3 separate regions of the Homo sapiens genome follow, and regions 1 and 3 are each linked to region 2. A link is a loop called in an ENCODE intact Hi-C map of the cell type or tissue named here. Cell type or tissue: tibial artery. All regions are shown on one strand. Region 1 overlaps PARVA (parvin alpha). Region 2 overlaps PARVA (parvin alpha). Region 3 has its middle 120 kb from the start of TEAD1.

What was found. A loop is a pair of places that touch in the nucleus more often than their neighbours do. Peaks named below come from ENCODE experiments on the same cell type or tissue, not always from the same donor. Only the 100,000 strongest peaks of a DNase experiment are listed, where the experiment ranks them.
Region 1: a loop joins it to region 2, with 2.4 times the contacts of the local background. A loop is called at or near these places in 2 of 110 quality-filtered maps.
Region 3: a loop joins it to region 2, with 2.2 times the contacts of the local background. A loop is called at or near these places in 3 of 110 quality-filtered maps.

The regions. Positions count from the first base shown.
Region 1 is chr11:12,482,517-12,487,516 of GRCh38, forward strand. All of the region lies in intron 4 of PARVA (parvin alpha), which reads left to right. Among named protein-coding and RNA genes, the nearest start is that of PARVA, 110 kb to the left of the region's middle. In tibial artery, a CTCF peak has its summit at 3,016; no DNase peak of the experiment used is centred here; H3K27ac peaks cover 1,912 bases.
Region 2 is chr11:12,382,081-12,387,080 of GRCh38, forward strand. All of the region lies in intron 1 of PARVA (parvin alpha), which reads left to right. Among named protein-coding and RNA genes, the nearest start is that of PARVA, 7.0 kb to the left of the region's middle. In tibial artery, no CTCF peak of the experiment used is centred here; no DNase peak of the experiment used is centred here; H3K27ac peaks cover 1,337 bases.
Region 3 is chr11:12,554,290-12,559,289 of GRCh38, forward strand. No RefSeq gene overlaps it. Among named protein-coding and RNA genes, the nearest start is that of TEAD1, 120 kb to the right of the region's middle. RefSeq lists a silencer at 2,513-2,807. In tibial artery, no CTCF peak of the experiment used is centred here; a DNase peak (open chromatin) is centred at 2,062; H3K27ac peaks cover 2,013 bases.

The DNA.
Region 1 (5,000 bases), 100 kb after region 2:
TTGGGAGGCTGAGGCAGGAGAATCGCTTGAACCCAGGAGGCAGAGGTTGCAGTGAGCCAAGATCATACCATTGCACTCCAGCCTGGGTGACAGAGCAAGTCTCCATCTCAAAAAAAAAAAAAAGGAAAGAGGTTTAATTGACTCACGGTTCCACATGGCTGGTGAGGCCTTGCAATCATGGCTGAAGGCGAATGAAGAACAAAGTCATGTCTTACATGGCGGCAGGCAGAAAAGCTTGTGCAGGGGAACTCCCATTTATAAAACCATCAGATATCGTGAGACTTATTCACTACCCCATGATTCAGTTATGTCCACCTGGCCCCACCCTTGACACATGGGGATTATTACAATTCAAGGTGAGATTTGGGCAAGGACACAGCCAAACCATATTAGGCAGGGACTTCTTGGCAGAGAGTTGTATATGTTTCGTTGCTGTGGTGAAAGCCTGAACAGGTGAGCGTCCTTGAGATGCCATGTGACTTTGGCTGGCAAGGACTGGCTGGGTGTTCTCCAATTGTGAGCTCAATGGGGAGCAATAGCATGCCTGGCTCACCTCTGTGTGGCCACATGCCCCTTGCTCACAGCAGTGTCTGCCTTCCTTGCAGGAAAATCACCCTTCTCACAGGCCCCAGGCATTTCTGGTAGATTCTATCAGAACAGCCTCTCCCTAGTCCTTTCTTAGCTGCCCAACCCAGCTGCCCCATTGCTGCCTGTATTCCCTGGGTCTTCCCACTTGCCCTGGCAGCAGATCTTAGTTTAGGTTTTCCCAAAAGCAGACGCCAAGACAAGGATGTGGGTGGAGGAAGCTTATATAGAAGGTGACCTTAAAACGTACAAATAACTGAGTAGGGCACGTAAGAGGGGAAGAGAGAAATGCCAAACACGAGTATGTTAATCAGAACAGCAGCTCTGTTTCAACCAGGGCTCATAGCTGGGCCCTCTGAGAAACCACGTAACAACACATCTCAGAATCACCCTTCCCAGTGCAAGGTAGCAAGGGCATTTATCCTATGGCTCCTTTCCCCCTGTGGTTGAGGGTGACCTGTGCAGGAAATAAAAACTTCCAGGCTGTGCTCCTGTGGTGACAGAGGAGAGAGCCTTGGGGCCAGAGATGGCCATCAGTGTGCTAGGAGCTGTCTGTAGCTGCAGATGAATGCAGGTGGGCCAAGGAGCTGGGGGAAGGGGCATCGCTGTCATCCAGAGAGACCACAGAGACAGCAACCCCGCTGTGGGGACACTGGCCACTTCTCTGCGCTGTTGATGTTGCTGCCAATAAAATATTAGCTGCCAGCAACGCTGGCCTGCCTCTTCATGACATACACTTCATCCTCTCATGGGAGCAGCCCTAGCCCTTTCCAAACCTCAGAGCAGAGGTTTCCGAACCCCAGAATGAGGAGGAAGTTCCTTCCTACCCCAGCCAAAAAGTCACCTCATTTCTTGTCCAGGATTACCCCCTTCCAGGGTGATTGATGGAAGAAAGAGCCTTAGGTCTCCCAGAATATACTCTTACTCCATGGCATCAATAAGAAGTCACAGAATCATCCAAAGTTGGGACACATTTCCAAATACCTCAGTTATACAGGTATGTCCATGGTCACCTGGTTATATTTACATTCACAACACCTAGGCAGTAGGCATGACTGAGTGAGAGATGGGATAAGCGATTCCAGGAAGATGCCTATACAACATAATTCATCACTTCATTTGAACATGGCCCACTGCCTGCTTCTTATTGAGGTTTCCTGGCTTGGGATGTCTATGTGAATTTCCTTGTGGTATGTTTCATTTGACTGATCCTTATGTTTGAACATGTACATGTGCTGGGAACAGAAAAGGCCTATTTTCAGAGATGAGAGTCATAAGCTTCCAGGGCTCTTCTTTCTGGTTTTCACAGTAACATGTGACTGAAACAGGATATCATTCTTCAGGCTTGAGACCAAAAGTTTCCCTGTGGCAGTAAAGTTCTGCAGGAGGGTGGTTTTGTTTTGGTGTGTGTGTGTGTGTGTGTGTGTGTGTGTGTGTGTGTGTGTGTGGTTTTCTTTTTCCCTGATAGACCCTAAAGAGTGCATTTTACACTGATCTTAATCAGTCAGATAATAATATCCACTAGGCAAAAACCATTTGGTGTGCTATATGCTAACTGCTGAGTTCAGGAATATAAAAGTAAATGTGTCATATGCTGTCTTGTGGAAACTCACAGCCTGGTAGTATACAGGTCTGTAAGAGATCAAGTAGGAGTTTGGGAAAGGTTTCAGGAAAGAGGGGGTATTTTGGTGTTTGATTTTTGTTGACTTTTTTTTTTTTTTTTTTTTTTGAGATAGGGCCTCACTCTATTGCCTAGGCTGGAGTGCAGTGGCACAATCATAGCTCACTGCAGCCTTGACCTCCCTGGGCTCAGGAGATCTTCCCATCTCAGCCTCCCAGGTAGCTGGGATCACAGGTGTGTGCCACCACACCCAACTAATTTTTGTGTGTTTTGTAGAGATGGAATTTCACCATGTTGCCCAAGCTGGTCTTAAACTACTGGGCTCAAATGATTCACCCACCTTGGCCTCCCAAAGTGGTGGGATTAAAGGCGTGAGCCACCTCACCCAGCCAGAGGGGGCATTTTGAATGGGGCCTTACAGAAAAAGATTCTCAACCATATGAGGAAGGAGAAAGGGCACTTTAGCCAAGACAACAAAAGAGTTTCCAGGAAGCCTCTGTTAATTTTGGTGCTAATGGAGGGAAAATGCTGTAGAGTCCAGGAGCCAGTGGGTAGATGACCATCAGGGTTGGGTGACTGGGATATGAGGCTAACAAAGAAAATGAGACCCAGCTCCCAGGTCGTGGTTTTTAGCACCATTTCCAACAGGAGAAACCAGGACTTCTTGGAGAAATGGCTAATTTTAGACCTGGGGCAGGGAATGTAGATGAGCCTAGAGCATCTTGCAGTACCAAAAAGAAGTGCTAAGAAAAAATATATATACAGGGCCACACATTGAAAATGTCCAAAACCAACCTGAGGGAGCTCCCAGTGGCCAAAGCTGGAATTATTTGGGGGAAAAATTAATAATAGCAGTATTGGATTATAACCCAAAGTCTAAATACCCTTAAATTGATACTGATATAAATAACTGAACAAATAAGCAAATGGGAACAAAAAGACAACTCTGCCTTATAGAATTTCAAATACTTTGTGTAGATATAACCCCTTCAAAAAAGGTGGCAATTAATTCCACAATCCTTGAGTGGCTGAATTTAGTGACAGGCTTCCCATGGTTAGAGTGTGGAAGTGGGGACAGGGTAGGGGGAGGGTGTAATGAAAGGGTACTTCACTTCTGTGGTCTTCCTCCCCAGCCTACCCATGAGAAAAATATAGGAAAAATCAAGCAGTCCTGACCATCACTTCTCAAAACTGTCAAGGTCATGGTAAAAACAATGCAAGTGTGAAAAACCATCACAGAACAGAGGACGCTAAGGAGACATGAAGAAAAGAAGTGGTATCCTAGACCGTTTCCTGAAACAGAAAAAGGGCATTAGAAAAAACCTAGTGAATCCAGATAAGATATAGAGTTAACAGTCATGTACTAATGCCATACATAAATAGCTGTGACATATGTACGATAGTAATGTGAGCTGTTAACAATAGGAGGGGAAACTGAGTTCGGAGTGCATAGGAATTGTCTGTACTGTTTGTAACTTTTCTATAAATCTAAAAACCATTCTAAAATGAAAAGTCTATTTAAAATAAAGGGCTGGGCGCCGTGGCTCACACCTGTAATCTCAGCACTTTGGGAGGCCGAGGTGGGTGGATCACCTGAGGTCGGGAGTTCGAGACCAGCCTGACCAACATGGAGAAACTTTGTTTCTACTAAAAATACAAAATTAGCCAGGCATGGTGGCACATACCTGTAATCCCAGCTACTTGGGAGGCTGAGGCAGGAGAATCGCTTGAACTCGGCAGGCGGAGGTTGCAGTGAGCCGAGATCACATCACTGTACTCCAGCGTGCACAACAAGAGCGAAACTCTGTCTCAAAAATAAAAATAAAAATAAAATAAAATAAAGCTGGGTGCGGTGGCTCATGCCTGTAATCCCAGCACTTTAGGAGGCCGAGGCAGGCAGATCACTTGAGGCCAGGAATTCAAGACCAGCCTGACCAACATGATAAAACCTCATTTCTACTAAAAATACAAAAATTAGTGGGGCATGGTGGTGGGCGCCTGTAATCCCAGCTTCTCAGGAGACTGAGGCAGGAGGATCACTTGAGCCCAGGAGGCAGAGGTTGCAGTGAGCTGAGATCGTACCACTGCACTCCAGCCTGGAAGACAAAGTGAGACTCTGTCTCAAAACAATAAATAAAATAAAGGAAGAAGATGAAGCTCACATTAGAGGACCATGAACTAAGAGTTTTAGACTGTATTGTTTTGGTAGCGGCAACTAGTGGTGCCTTATGAGCAAAACAACACAGTCAGAAATGGGGCTTTAGGAAATAACATAGGAGCAGTATGGGAGATGCTCAGAGAGAGTGGAAGGAACTCCAGCAGAGCATCTCCTCATGAGAAAAGGATAGTGTCAAATAGAGGAGTGTCAGTTTGGATGGGGAAAAGCTTGAAGAGGACCTAGAGATGTAGGGAGAGTAGCTAGAGTAAACCAGGCTGATTCTATGTGGTGGATGTTGAACAGGTATGACTCCATGAACCCCAGGAGGAGATGCATCTTGAAGAGTTTGATCTTGTTTACTTTGAGAGTCACTTTTCTATGCCCTAAAATGCTGGGCTGAAGTGGCAGCTATGCTAAAATTGAAGCAGGAATGAAGAAACAGGAGATCTCAGTTCCAATCTTGGTTTCACCACTAAAACATACCTCTGTTACTCCGATCACTCTCCTGTAAAGTCAGGAAGGTGGCTTTAAAAACCTCTATGGCTGAGCTATTCAATTCAGCAACCAATAGCCATATGCAGCTGTTAAAAGCAATTAAAATGGAACATTCATTTTCTCAGTTACACCAGCTAGATA
Region 2 (5,000 bases):
AAGCAGATACTTGCAGCGCTTGAGCTCACCACAATAGCAACAGGAGGTAGCTGTGAAATTATTACAGTGGTACAGTATGTACTACAGTTCATTTCGTGCAGTGAGGATTTAATCTTTACGTTTACATTTCTCTCATCTGCAGATGGCATCACGCACAGTTCTTGTGTGTATGTGTACATTTTGACATTTCGATAAGTTCTAACTGTTTGTAATAGATTTGTTTATATTTTATGGTAGTAAATGAGAAGGCAGACAAGTATTGATGTATATTTTATGCATTTGTGACATGAGTAACTTTTTCTTTTTTTTTTTTTTTAATATTTCTAGGCTACATGGTTCATCTCAAGGTTTTTCTAATTGTCACAGATCTCCAAAAATATTTTCCCATATAGTTATTGAAAAAATTTGCATATAAGTGGACCCTCGCAGTTCAAACCTGTGTTGTTCAAGGATCAACTCTATTTAGGTTAATAATTTCATGTAAAAAATGTCCTCCTAAGGAAAACTACATCATAGAATGACTATGAGTCTCATAAGAATGCACTCAACTAGTCATCACTCCTGTGTTTTCATAAGAAAAAACAGTGTTAGAGTCCAAGAGAGAACAAGGGTTAAAAGCATGGTCTTTAGGATTAGACACATTTCAATTGGATTTCTGGTTCAACCCCTTATTCATTCTATGACTTAAGACAAGTTACTTAACCCCTGTAAGCCTCTGTGTCTTCATCTATAAAATGAGAATAAGAATTCCTTCTTTACATGGAAGTTGTGAGGTTTAAATGAGATCGAGAATGTAAAATGCATTGCATGGCACAAGTAATGGTAGCTATTAAAATTGACAACTCAATTTTCATTGGTCTTTGAAATTTGAAATAGTCTTTTTATTATGGACTGCACTGGCTTTTTCAGGTTCTGTAAATAGCCTAGTAGCCCATGACTATATGCCTGTGGGACACTATTTTGTCCCTTTAGGAGTTAAGGGATCTTTCTTTGCAAGTGAGATCCTCCCTTTTCCCAAGATGACACATTTCAGCACTTTATCTGGGCCCCTTCTTATGAGTTGTAGCTTAAGTGGCTTTTGTTTTTCTCTGTTGATCTTTTTCTTCTTCTTTTGGGTTTTCAATTCCATTTCTGTTGGACATGGCCCTCCTGTGTGGATTCTTTCACTGCCCTTTCAGAGTCTACTTGCCAGAGGGCCACTTTTCAACTTTCTTTCTCTGAAACTGTCCTCAAGACGTGCTCTTTCAAGCAACACTAACTTGAATTGTACCTCTCTGCTGAAGGCACCCGAATTAGGCCAGCAGCACTGGTCATTCCTGTCGTTTACCCATTCATTTAAGTTTTTATCCCCCAGAGTTTTACATTTTGATCAGGACCTGAGGTATCCAATGAAGGCTTTAATTTCATAATTCTTCTAATAATACTAGTTCTTACCACTTGATTCTCATTGGCTGCCCAGTGTTGCTGGAGAAAAATCCACAAACCTTGCAACAAATTTATGGTTTCTAGAGTGAGTAGAACCCTTAGCACTGCAGAGCTACCCTTTTCTTCTAATCAGCCGGTGCATTCTCATTTTTCCAAAGTACATCTTTTTCTGTAGAGACACAGTCTTGCTATGTTGCCCTGGTCGGTCTCAAACTCCTGGGCATATCTAACTTTTTCTTAATTTTTTTTGATATTTCTAGATCACAAAATTCATCTGCAATTTTTTCAAATTGTTGCAATTCTCAAAAAAGTTTCTAATACATTTATTTTAAAAATTTGCATATAAGTGGACTCTTGAAATTCAAACCTGCATTGTTCAAGGGGCACGCCTTGAACAATGGCACCCATGTTGTTGTCCATAGCCCCTAAAACCCTTCCCTGGATTTTCAGATAGAAAATTGAGACCAGCTATGAGCTCCTTCAAGTTCCCTTTCTACCATATCTGGCCAGTCCCACCCATATGTGCAACTGTCTTTGTGCTCCCCACCTGCCCTAGTCCCTTCCAAGGAGGTCCCTTCTCTCCTTGCTCATAAGGCCATTTCTTTCAGCTTCCTCCCAGACTTGGCATAGCCAGATATGCTATTTCTCATATCCCATCTTTTTTTGCCACTCTGTCGCCCTGACGTTCTGTAAATATGCTTGAGTCTTTCCTATTTGGAGAAAGTCTCCTGATACTGGTTTCCTCTTTAGCTACTCACCAGATGCCTTGAAAGAGTTATCTCTACCTGCTTGTCTTTTCTTATCTCCCAGTCACTTTCTGATCCATTATTTCCATTCTTTCAGCAACTATTTATTGAGTGCCTAACACGTACCATGCACTGTACTAGGTTCTAGAAAGGAAAACAAAACAAAAACTCTTGCCTTCCTGGAGCTTACATTCTAACAGGGGAGACAGGTAATAAACAAGATAAATTGGTAATGTTTGTATTTTGTTTGAGTGGTAGTAAGTGCTAGAGAGCAGAATAAAGCAAGAAAAAGAGAAATAGAGGGTTGTGGTCTGAGGATGGTTGTCAGTATTAAGTAGGATGGCTAGAGAAGGCCTCACTAAGAAGGGTAGATTTGAGTCCCAATCTGAAGGAAGTGAGGAAGAGAACCATATGTATATCTTGGAAAATAACATTACAGGTGGAAGGAATGACAGATGCAAAGACCTTGGGGCAGGTGTGGACCTGGTACATTATTGAGGACCAAGAAGGAGGTTGATGTGACTGGAGAAGAGAGTGAGCATGATTGTGGAACGGGGGTTGGTCCCGGGTGTAACAAGAGGAAGGGCAGAGGCAGGTTTTGTAGGGCCCTGGAAGCCATTGTAAAACTTGGGCCTTTACTCAGAGTTAGATGGGAAGGCTCGGGAAGACTTTGTGCAGAGGAATGGCGTGATCTCACTTCTGTTTTAACTGATGGTGCTAAAACACCATCACTCAGATGGTGTTAAGTGACTGAAGCAGGCAGAGATGAAGCAGGGAGATGAGGCAAAAGGTTTCTAGAATGAGGCTGGGCATGGTGGCTCACGCCTGTAATCCCAGCACTTTGGGAGGCGAAGTGGGTGGTTTGCTTGAGCTCAGGAGTTCAAGACCAGCCTGGGCAACATGGCGAAACCCCATCTCTACAAAAAAATTAGCCATGGGTGGTGGTGCACACCTGTAGCCCCAGCTACTCAGGAGGCTGACATGGAAGGAACGCTTTAGCCCAGGAGTTTGGGACTGCAGTGAGCCATGATCACACCACTGCACTCCAGTCTGTGTGACAGAGCAAGACCCTGTCTCAATAAATAATAAATAAATAAAGGCTACCAGAATGACCCAGCTGAGAGATGGTAGTGCTGAGGAACAGAGTGGTAGCAAGGGAAGGAGTGAGGGTCAAATTCTGGATATATTTTTAAAATACAGCAGATCTTGATGAAAGATCGGTTGGCAGCTAAGAGTAGAATTAAGATGACCCCAAAGGTTTTGGTCTGGGCAACTAAAAAGATGAACTGATTTTAACTGAGTTGGAGAATCCTGGAGGAGGTCAGCAACTTTTTCTGAAAGGGCCAAATAGTAACTATCTAAGGCTTTATGAGACCTATGACCTGGTTTGCACTATTCAGCTCTGCCTTTGCTGCCAGAGACAATAGGTCAATTAACAAGTGTGGCTATGTTCCCATATAATTTTAGTTATGGTCACTGAAATTTGAATTTCCCATTATTTTCATGTGTTACAAAAGATGCTTCTTTTGTTTCTTCTCAGCTATTGAAGGAAGCATGTACGTGTACATGAGAATGTAAAAACCATTCTTAGCACTTGGGCTGTACAAAATAGATGGCAGCCTGCACATGACCCAAGGGCAGTAGTTTGCTGCCCCATCCTCCATTTTATTCCCCATGTCTAATCATCTTTTATGAAATCCTGCTGAGTCTACCATCACTAAATATCTAAATATCACTGCTTTAATTCAGCCTTCACAAGTGCTCTGGATTGTTCGTTCATTTTCAAAATTTTTACTCTTATTTTCCACCTGAAATACTGTGTTATCCACCCAGCTAGGCTTCCTATCATGGGTCCATTTTTGTTCAGCCCATTCTTCATCCTTTTGCCACTACATTGTTTTTTAAAGCACAAAGATAACTTCTCTCCAGGACAAACTTCTTAACATGCCATCCAAGGCCTTCACAGCTACTCCTTCCCTTACCTTTTTGCTGTCTCCTCTATTTCCCTTCCAATAAATCTCCATTTTTACCATAGGAAACCACTCTTAATCCCCCAAACATGTCATTTTCTTTCACATGTTTATGCCTTTACATGCTGTTCCATATTCTGGAAATACCTTTTCCGTTTCCTATACAACCAACTTCTGTTCATTCATAAAGACCCAACTCAGAAGTCCTCTTCTGCATGAAGCCTTCCACAGTGCCCACAGGAAGAGTGAGATGCTTCCTCCTCTGTGATCCCACAGTGCCTTGTCTATACTCTGTGCTAGCACTGGTCATGTTGCATTGCAGCTGCTTGTCACACACTATGGTGACAGCCCTCTTGCCTACCATAATATCATCAAACACACAGTTATTAGAATTTCTGTGGAATGAATTTCCCCATATTTACCTTGATGAAAATAGCCCACCATTAACTGGCCATGTAATCTTAGACAGATCTCTTCCCCTTTTGGTGTTATTTGCCCATTTCTAACATTAAAAGATTAGACTAAATAACCTCTTAGGTCCCTGCTGCACTGGTATTCTATGATTTCTGAGCTCTTATTTCACCCAGCTTCTCTCAAATTCAGTTTTATTGTCTGTGTAGGGTGGTCTGGGAATTACATCATCACAAAGACCTCTTTCTTTCCTCTACTAATGAAGGCACCTCTGTGTCGGGAGGAGGAGATGGATACCAGGATAAGTGGGCCCCGGCCCAAGGACACCTCCATATTAGGAATCAGCCTTCTTGTCTCATGGAATATCTCTATTTGGTTAACAAGCACAGTTCATAATTATGTTCCAGCCATGAGTCCAGGAGAAGAGATGAAATCCTCATGTAAACAT
Region 3 (5,000 bases), 170 kb after region 2:
CTATAGTAATCAAAACAGTGTGGTTCTGGCATAAAAGCAGACACAGACTAATGGAACAGAATAGAGAGACTAGAAACGCATGCATATATGGTCAACTATTATTTGATGAGGGCACCAAGATTACAAAATAGGGAAAGGAAAGTCTCCTCCATAAATAAAGTTAGGAAAGCTAGATATTGATATGCAAAAAAAGAGAAAGAAATAGAATCTTTATCTTACACCAGCACAAAAATTAACTCAAAATGGATTAAAGACTTAAATATAAGACCTGAAATCATAAAACTCCTAGAAAAAATAAAAAAGAACAGAGAAAAAGCTTCTTGACACTGGCCTTAGTAACGATATTTTTACGTATGACACCAAAAGTAAAGGCAACAAAAGCAAAAACAAATAAGTGGGACTACATCAAACAAAAAAATTTCTGCACAGCAAAGGAAACAACAAAATGAAAAGGCAACCTATGGAATGAGCAAAAAATATTTTCAAGTCATATATCTGATAAGGGGTAAATACCTAAAATATACAAGATATTCATGCAACTCAATAGCAAAGAAATCCCAAATAATCTCTTCTAAAAAGTGTTACAAAGAACTTGAATTGATACTTTTCCAAAGGAGACATACAAATGGCTAACAGGTACATGAAAAAGTACTCAGTATCACTAATCATCAGGGACATGCAAGTCAAAACTACAGTGAGATGTCACCTCACACCTGTTAGGATGGCTATTATCAAAAAGATGAAGTAAGTGTTGTTGAGGATGTGGAGGAAGAGGAATCCTTGTATACAGTGGGAGGGAATGTAAATTAGTACAGCCATTATGGAAAACAATATGGAGGTTCCTCAAAAAACTAAAACTAGAACTACCATGTGATCCAGCAATTCCACTTCTGGGTATATATCTGAACGAAGTTAGATCAGTGTCTCTCTGCACTCCTATGTTCGTTGCAGCATTATTCAAATTGCCAAGACATGGAAACAAATGGATAAAGAAAAAGTGGTATATATAGACAATGAAATATTATCCGGCCATAAAGAAGAAAAAAATTCTGCCATTCCTGACAGTGTGGATTAACCTGGAGGGCATTATGTTAAGTGAAATAAGCCAGAAACAGAAAGGCAAATATTGTATGATTCCACTTATATGTGAAATCTGAAAAGGTCAAACTCATACAAACAGAGTAGAAGGATGGTTGCCAAAGGCTGGGGGGGTGGGGGAAATGGGGAGATGTTGGTCAAAGAGTACAAACTTTCAGTTATAAGACGAATACATTGTGGAGGTGTAACATACAACATGGTGACTACAGTTTATACTATTGTATTGTACACTTGAAATTTGCAAGTAGAGTAGTCCATAAGTGTTCTTACCACATACGCACAAATGGTAACTATGTGAGATGATGATGCATTAACTAACTTGATTCTGGTAATCATTTTACAATATATACGTATGTCAAATCATCACATTGTTCCCTTTAAATATATACAACATTATTTGTCAATTATACCTCAATTCGCTGAAAAAAGAAAAAAAAGAATGAGCACTAAGTGTTGCTATGGACCGATCTCTGAGAAATACAGTTAAATCTGGAAATATACAAGAACTTGCTTGTATTCTTTCTAGTGAGGAGAACTAATGGCAAGGAGTAAGGACAGGGAGAAGATATTCTTGTCATCATCTAATTTTTGTATACTTTGAATTTGGTACCTTGTGCATATTTCTCATGCACAGGATGATTAATTTTTCGAAGAGTAAGAGTCTATCTAGTCCAAAAAAAAGACAGTTGAACTAGCTATGTAATTCAAACAATTAAAATCATAAGTGCTCTCATTTTCTGAGCAATTACTCTATATCAGCTTCTGTGCTAAGGCTGCTTACTACATATTTTCCTCTGATTTTCTCCTCAAAGACATCCCATCAAGTAGATTTTACCGTCTTCCTTTTAGAAATGGGGCACTGTGACTCAAAGAGTTTAGGAAAGTTGCCTGAGATTACACAATCTGCACGAGGCTAAACCAGGATTCAAATCCAGGTCAGACTAACTTTTTCCACTGGCCCCTGGGGGCTTCGCATGGTCAAACATTCAATAAGACTGTGCCTCCCCCATTACTCTATCCCCAGAGCTTTACAGAGTGCTTGGCACACAGGAGGTGTCCCATATGTGCTGACTGAATGATAAACAAAAAGCAAAACAGAGCAAGAGTGTAGTAATTTCCTTAAAGGAATTTTACACAGGTTGGAGCATCTTGGAATTGCAGGGTCACAGCCCACTGAGATTACTTGGAAGGCAACAACCTGAATTTGAGTAGCTACAGTTTGGTGTGATTGCTTAAAAAAAACTACTCACATTGTTTTGAATCACACCTCACAAAGCCTCATTGCTTCAAAATGCCTTTCTGGTGGAAGATGATTTCAAACAAACCAAAGGATGTGATTTTCATTAAGCTACACTTGAAAATAGCTGTTTTCCAGATGGGATCATATGAATAAATAAATATCTCTTTTGTTTTATCTTCTGTTTTTTCTTCATGATTATTGGAAAAGTCCAACAACCTTGGTGATTCCTTTCAGGGTGAATTTGGGACCCAAACAGTTAAGCAACCAGCCAATTTGCTTCCCTGCTGCCTCCCAGCCAAGGAGATGAATGGAATGCACATGAGGTCGCTTGGCAGGCATCCACATTCCTATGGGAATGCTGCAGCAGCCAGAGCTTTGGGACATGAAGAAGCAAATGTGTGGGAGTTATGGGGCAAACTGCAAACAATCCAAAGTCCCGAAAAAATGCATGGAGCCTCTTTGGCCCAAGGATGCTCTGCAGAACACCGGCAAAGACCCTGCCCTTGCTCAAATCAATGATAGAGGCAGGACTCGGCACTGCCCTGTTCTTTCTTACTGCTGCCAAGGCCTTGAATCGTACAGGCCACCTCCAGGACTACTGTGGATGTGAGCCATTAAAAGAAGCTCAACAAGGAGTTCCATTTCTTCAGCTGATCTTTATACTCGTTCCTTTTTCTCCCATACTCAAGGAAATTACCTTGAAGAATTTGGCTCACCCCCTTCTTCCTTTTACCTTCCCCATCCCTGTCTTTGTCCTTCCCCATGAAAGAGGGCTTGAACCCAATGACATTTTCATTTTCTTCAACTATTTCCCTTGTGTCCTTTAAAATGCCCTCTAGGGACCAGGTGAGCTCACTCGAATTCTGCATTACAACTCCCTCCAGCTTTTAGAAAAGGCTACATCTGATCAACAATGATGGTGATATGGTGGAAGGTGGACTTTTCATTTAAAATTAGAAACCACGATCCTCACATATTTTCCCCCAAAGAGCAGTTCCTAAGTTTTTTGTCACCACATTAAAAAAAGAAGCTCAAGCCTAGAGTTGTCCAACCAACCAGAGGCCTCTGGGTCTCCCCCAAACATCTTTTGTGCTAGTCATGCTGAGAAATGCTTCCTACTGAGAGAAGGGAGCCCTGAGTTCTGTTTTACCTTCTCACTAAGGTGACTATGGTACATGGGAGTCATAGGCATTTTAGAAGCATTCCCTGTGGTGATTCTGGCTATGAAGACTGCTTTCTCTAGCGCCATTACACTAGACTATGGAGGAAATAGAGCCATTTGAAGCTATGGAGTTCTCTGTTTCATCACATCCCTAAGTTTTTGCAAAAAAAGAGATACATTTCCATTCCATCTACAAAGGCAAAGATAAACCAGCAAGTCACATGTTTTGTTAGCGAAGCCCTGCCTAATAAATTGCCCTTGAAGGCAAAACTAGCAGTCTCTCCCAAGGCCAGCAAGCTAGGCTGAGAAGGCTATAAGGAAGGGATCGTTTTGGGGAGAAAGAGTAGTTTCTTAGGGAAGAAAAGGGGATCTTGGTTTTATTGGTCCTGCAAGGCACCAAAATCCTAGACACCCTTAGGACCAGAGCGAAAAGAATAAAGGGAATAAGATATCATGGGAATGACATTTCGCAGCTATTCAGTTGAAGTCATCTGCCTGGCCCATAATTCACCTTCCTCAGTAGCTGCGTTCCTTTGGCCACAAAAGTAGCTCCTGGCAGCAATATCTGTATGTACGCCCTACTCCCTGACCCTGACAGATTGATCACTAGTGGATGTTGACCGACCCAAACAGACCAAATCAGATTCTGTCTCGCAGGAGTTCAGATTTGGGATCCAGATATGCTAGTTGTACCTGTTGGCCACTTGAACTGAAAAGATGTAATCTGGCAGCCATGGGGTGGCCACCTTCTGTCCTGTGGAGAAAGAGTCTGAAACTCCCTCTGCAGAGAGAGGAGAGGAATGAACTAACCAGGTGAACAGAAACAGAGAGAGACATCACACAGGGCCAGACAGAGGCTGAAAGACCCCAAGCCTGGTTCCGGAGGGCATCCTTGCTCAGGCCTGGTCACAGGATCAGCCCCTGGATTCTGCAATACTCATTTGTTCTTATAATAAATCCCCCCCACACACACACCCTTTTTAAAATTAAGCTAATACAAGTGGGTTTCTGTTACTTGTAACTGAAAGAACATTGGCTACCACAGCATAGGAAGGTCCACAGGCCAAGGTAGGCAAGGTTTGTATGGTCAAGTTGTCTACCTGGGCATCAGGGTGGGACTGCAACTGTCCATATCTGGTCTGGACCTCCCTCCTCCACAAAGCCCGAAGGGGTTAGCTGTTGTTGCCTTCTTACACAAGTCAGTCATATACATATTTCTCATAGCAAAGTTTCACATAATAAGAAGTAAATACAGAAGTGCCTTAGTTGGAAGTCCAAGTGTAACTAAAGAATAATAAAGTAAAAAGTCCCTTATCATCCTTACCCAATCATCAATCCTACCTCCAAGATAACCTTTGCTAATGCCATACTTTATCCAATCTTAGATGCCATCACTTGTAAGACACATTCCAGTTTTGGAAACGTTAAAAGGTAACATGAGGTACAGTAGTATGTTGAGTATCCTTTCAAATATTTGTCTTGGCATTTCACATGTCCATA